2 separate regions of the Homo sapiens genome follow, and region 2 is linked to region 1. The links are chromatin loops, found by intact Hi-C in ENCODE. Cell type or tissue: HepG2. All regions are shown on one strand. Links, peaks and the distances in the headings refer to the core of each region. The heading gives the core; the rest is flanking DNA. Region 1 holds the start of LOC124901399 (a long non-coding RNA gene). Region 2 has its middle 150 kb from the start of LAMA2.

What was found. Peaks named below come from ENCODE experiments on the same cell type or tissue, not always from the same donor. Only the 100,000 strongest peaks of a DNase experiment are listed, where the experiment ranks them.
Region 2: a loop joins it to region 1, with 5 times the contacts of the local background. A loop is called at or near these places in 4 of 110 quality-filtered maps.

What each region holds. Positions count from the first base shown.
Region 1 is chr6:127,463,416-127,466,340 of GRCh38, reverse strand. The region is part of intron 7 of SOGA3-KIAA0408 (SOGA3-KIAA0408 readthrough); the gene reads left to right. It overlaps LOC124901399 (a long non-coding RNA gene), which reads right to left and starts at 2,747. Exons shown (of 2, transcript XR_007059750.1): 1 at 2,632-2,747; 2 at 1,807-2,245. RefSeq lists a silencer at 1,103-1,397. In HepG2, for the core only: a CTCF peak has its summit at 1,280 (motif pointing left); a DNase peak (open chromatin) is centred at 1,270.
Region 2 is chr6:128,729,715-128,732,639 of GRCh38, reverse strand. No RefSeq gene overlaps it. Among named protein-coding and RNA genes, the nearest start is that of LAMA2, 150 kb to the left of the region's middle. In HepG2, for the core only: a CTCF peak has its summit at 1,304 (motif pointing right); a DNase peak (open chromatin) is centred at 1,289.

The DNA of each region.
Region 1 (2,925 bases), core at 232-2,731:
ATTTGTTTGAAGATACCTGATATTTGTAGAAAGTGACTGGATTCAAAATAGTAGTGTGGATTAAAAAGAGTTGGATAAAGAAAGAGTGAGGTTGGCTGGGCACGGTGGCTCACGTCTGTAATCCCAGCACTTTGAGACGCCGAGTTGAGTGGATCACCTGAGGTCAGGAGTTCGAGACCAGCCTGGCCAACATGGCAAAACCCCGTCTCTACTAAAAATACAGAAATCAGCTGGGCCTGGTGGCGGGTGCCTGTAATCCCAGCTATTTGGGAGGCTGAAGCAAGAGAATTGCTTGAACCCGGGAGGCAGAGGTTGCAGTGAGCTGAGATCGTGACATCGCACTCCAGCCTGGGTGACAAGAGTGAAACTCTGTCTCAAAAAAAAAAAAAAAGAATAAGGTTGCAGAAATCTTATTTTGCAATATATATTGATAGCGTCAACAACATCAGAATACAGTGGAAGGGTCAGACACAGCTGCTTTTGAGGATGTACTAAATACCTACTGTTTCCTTCCTGCACTTGAAATAGCTTTTGCCCTACATGATACCACCATTTTGTAACTCTCTCTTCCTAACCCCTTTTCCTTTATGAATTTTTGAGATGTTCATGGGCAAATTACCCATCAAGGTATTGTGCTTATAGGCTAATATGGACTTACTGAGGGACCTTGGCCATGGAAAATGGGTCTGCATGGTTCTGCAGAAGACCCTGAAAATGGGTCTGGCTGATTCTGCAGAGTGGGCCTAGGAGCTACACTGAAGTGTGACTTTAGGCCTCCCGTTCTGTAACTTTACCTCCAGATCCTTTACTGTATCCCTCTCATATCATGATGCCATATTCCTTTTGACCTGAACTCCAGGGGCTCAAAATCTAACACCCACCTATGCAGTTCCCCATTCAGATCTTCCACCTGTTTCCCCACTCCATGCCCTGTGAATGAAACAGATGGCTTTCCTGACCTCTAATCAAAGCCTACCCATATTGATCTGTTCCTTCTAGTCCTTAGTATGTGCTACCTCTTCTTTTCTGTGCCGAAGTGGTGAGTAGCCAATAGTTATTTCCTCTACCAGTGGTATTTTACTAGGCAATTATTGGAAATAGAATGCTGCCACCCGGTAGTGATAAATCTAACATTTCTCGTAGAAGATATAGGTGGATTAGTTACTCCCTGGGGCAATATGGATTAGTTCCTGTGTCCTTCAAATTGCACTCACCAAGCCTGAGCCATGCTTTACTGCTGAAACATCCTAGCAGAGAGAAGTAAGTGGCTCAGGGTGGCCCTCTTGTGGTGGACAAGCATTCCCAGGACTCTGCTGGTCACTAAAGAAAAGGTAGCCCTCAAACAGTCCTTTTTATTATTTTTGATTTTATTGTCATCATTATCAGTATCCTCCAAGTCAAGAATCTGTAAATAATACAATGAGATGCTAAAAACAAGTTTGAAAAATGTGAGCAAGGTCTGTTTCTAGTTTTAAAATAGCCCACATTTCTCAAATATGTTACTGTTTGGTTCAGAATTTGGACCACTACCTAAAAAGAACAGATCATTCAAACGTGTCTTTTGAATATTTCTGTCATCTGGAAATGCCTGCGCATAAGCCCCATGACGGATGTGCTTGGCTAAAAAACCTGTTGACGTGTCCTCAGCCTTCAGAATAGAAGAGACAGCCAGTTTCCCATGATTCTAAGGATAAACATCCCCCACTGGAAAAATATTACATTAGCTGGCAAGTAATAATCCAAACATGTACATGGATAGTAAATATTCTGTGTGTGATCCTCATAATTTTATACTCCAAAACAGTATTTTAGGAGGATCAAAATTATATTTATTAACACACAGTTGAAATTGCCATTCTAGAACTCAAATAACACAGGACCAAATTTGACAGAATCAGCTGTGGAACTTTATCAAAAGTCTGAAGCCAGGACCTCACCACTGGATGGTCTGAGTCAGAAGTCTGGGGAGAGTTCCAGCATTACTATTTTTCTTTTTCATTCTCTGTGTGATTATAGTATGCAGCTAGGACTGAGTGAGAGTAACACTAAACCGTGATCTCCTTGGTGGAATGCTGTGGGTACTCCTAGGAGAGACTCTCCAAATTTGTGAATTTATACCAGTGTAGTGGGCTACTCAGAATGCAAACAGTCACGCTACATGTCACATTTCAGGGAATCTTCAGAGCTGACCAGACCTGTTGAAGACAAGGATTTCTTCCTCTTCTTTGAGTCCTCTTGGTCTAACCTGGCACAGAATTGGTATTCACAAATATTTGTTAAATGGAATGTTAATTGAAGTACCCAAGACCTTAGGAATTGAAGATAATTTAAGATTTAAGAGTTCTGCTAAACAACTGAGATCTCATGATCTTAAAGTACTTTGAAAATTGCAAGGGGCAGACATTATTCAAGAAGGAAGGATTTCTTAAAATACGTCCTTTATAGTAGCCTTTGAACTTTAACATGCAGAAGAATGAGTTTAGGCGGGGCACAGTGTTTCAGGCCTATAATCTCAGCACTTTGGGAGGCAAAGGAGGGAGGATCATTTGAGCTCAGAAGTTCAAAACCAGCCTGAGCAACATAGCAAGACCTTATCTCAAAAAAAAAAAATAAATAAAATTAAAAAATTACCTGGGCATGGTGGCAAGTGCCTGTGGTCCCCTACTCAGGAGTCTGAGGCTGGAAGACTGCTTGAGCCCCAGAGGTTGAGGTTGTAGTGAGCCATGATCACACCACTGCACTCCAGCCTGGGTAACAGAACAAGACCATCTCAAAAACAAAACTAAACTAAAACAAACAAAAAAGAACAAGTTTAGTTTTTTTAAAAGTTGTTCTCTTTTTCAATCTTTTCTATCTTCTTTCCAATGAAAATAGAAACACAGTACCCCTTTTATTGTTAAATATGTTTAAAGGGTAAAAGAATAA
Region 2 (2,925 bases), core at 163-2,662, 1.3 Mb before region 1:
TGTTTATTAAACATTTTTAGAAGTGGGCCGGGTGCAGTGGCTCACGTCTGTAATCCCAGCACTTTGGGAGGCTGAGGTGGGTGGATCACCTGAGGTCAGAAGTTCGAGACAAGCCTGGCCAACATGGTGAAATCCCGTCTCTACTAAAAATACAAAAATTAGCCAGTGTGGTGGTGGGTGCCAGTAATCCCAGCTACTCAGGAGCCTGAGTCAGGAGAAACGCTTGAACTGAGGAGGGAGAGGTTGTAGTGACCTGAGATCCTGCCACCGCACTCCATCCTGGGTGACAGAGCAAGTCTTCTCAAAAATAAATTTTTTTTTAGAAGTGAACAACAGAATAAAGAAGAAAATATCACTCATAAAAATAAATCCCATCTATCCAGAATAACCACTGTTAACATTCTGGTACATATACTCTTAATCATATGAATATATTCCTCTATTTTAGATTCTTACAACATTGGAGATACATGTTTTGCAGTCTCTTTTTTTTTACTTAAAATGTTGTAACATTTTCCCTTGACAATAAGTATTGTTCAAGATTATTTTTAAGGCTCCCTTGCATGCAATCACATGATAATGGTATAAATATATTTCAGTAATCCCTTATGATTGGACTTTAGATTATTTCTGCTATTTGCAATAACCATTCTTGTGCATAAACCTGTGGTCATGCCAAGTATTTTTCCTTAGGACAAATTCCCAGCAGTGAAATTGTTAGGTGGACAGATATGCTTTTTGGCCTTGGTATGTGTATCTTTATCACTGGCCTCCCTGCTGGTAAATCCAAATGAGTGTACTGCAGTGTGATAATACAAATGTAGGAGTTTGCTGTTTTCTAGTGTTACTCTCCTAACTGTTTCTCATGTAAGTACTGGGCTAGAGGAGTACGGGGAGATATGAACAGTTCTGTAGTCCCCCTGCTGAATTATACCCTGATCTTGCAGTCTTCCTGCTCTTTCCCACAGAACCAGGCCCTGCCTTCTTCTGGAACTCTGAATACTGGTGCTTTCTTTCATTTGTTAGCCATTAAGAAACCTCTTCCTTTTCCAAGACCTTGCTCTTTCACAAGCATTGGGTCTCTGATGAAACACATCTCTCCTTTCATTTCACTGACTTCTTTCTCAGTTGACAAAGGCAGGATTGAAGATGAACCGCTTGCTGGTTTACTGGATGGTCAAGCAACATCCCCATGCATAGACCTTTAAGCCTAGAATCCTAGCTGGGCATCTATTTTTAAGTCCCTGGGATGTCTGAAAGTTTGTGTGACCAGAGAATGATAGTGACCTCTAGGGAGCAGTATTGCCTAATGCCATGAGCTAGCCCCTGCTAAATTACTGTCCTCTAGAAAACTGGTGTCAATAAAACATCCATATATTGATGTCTATTTCTCTACATCTTTGCCAACACTGTTATTTTTTTTCTTCTTTTTTAAACCAATTTGAGAGACAACAATGATATCTTATGTTGTTTTAATTTGCATTTTTTATTAATAGAAATAAGATTGTAATTTTTAAAATTTTAATTGTACAAACAACACAAGGCCTTTGGAAAACAGGATTATACCACTCTAAAATGCACAAAGAAATGAAAGTCTGCCATAATTTTACCTCTAGAGGAAACTATTTGTGGTCAGATTTTTTGCCAGATTTTCTTTAGTGTAATATGTCTATAGAGGTAAATATTTTTATGCCTAAACCCATATACCTAAATCTACCTAAGCTATTTTTAATAGCTGCAGAAACTTTTTTACACAATGAGTACCATAATTTATTCAATCAGTCCTGTATTGATGAACTTTAGCTTGTTCCTAATTTTTCACACGATTAACAGTGCTACAATGAATATCATTTTACCTAAACCTCCGTGCACTTTTGCAAGCTATTCTGTAAGATAAATTTCTAGAAGTGCTATTATTGGGTCAAAGGGTTTGCACACTAAGTTTTAATACAATGAAATCCCATGAGGCCAGAGACTTTTGTCAATCATGTTCCGTGTTTTAACTCCAGTGCCTAGAATAGTATAATACTTGGCACATTGCAGACACAGAATATTTTTGAGTGAATGAATGAATGAAACTATATTGCCTAATCCTCCAGAAATTTTGCACCAATTTAGCCTCCTATCAACAGTGTATTAAAAATTGCTGGTTCATTTCAAACTTGTCATACTGGTGGTTATCAGATCTTCTGATCGTCACTAGTCTAAAGAGCAAATAAGAGGGTATCTCATTTTTCTTAGCATCTACTTATTGTGAAGTTTAGCTTTTGTATATTTTCTACCATTAGTATATCCTAACAATTGTTTATATACTGTCTTTTTCTCATTTTCATTGAATTATTCCAATTTTTCAAAAATATTTGTATTATGTCAGTAAATACTACAAACATTTGTCTCATCTCATTGTCTATTACGAATTTTGTTTAAATGTCTACGCGGCCAAATCTGACTCTTTCCTTATGGCTCCTGTGAATTTTTCATGGTAAGAAAGATCTTTGCTGCTCAAAGACTAGAAAAAATACGTATTTTTATATTTTCATTTTGATTATTTTACTCACAGAGACTGAAAGCACTGAGACAATCACACTGACAAAGTGGGCAAGGAGCAACTCTTCTGAGGATGAGAAGTCCCGGGAAGCTAGCTCAAATCGGAGAAATATTAGTGGGCGAGCAAAAGCATCAAGTGTGAAAAATAAGAATTCACCAGCTCTGACATAGATGTGAAAACATGTTTTGAGTTTGTCACTTGGATTTCACATGGGTTTACATTGTTTTTTGAAATAACATTTCTCATTTGTATGGTAAATGCATCTATTTTTCTTTTATGGTTAATTCCTTCCTTATGTATTTACAAATATCATACAAATTAATAAGTGATGCTCCAGGCCAGAGCAGGAAACATAGACTCAGTACCTGGATTGTTTA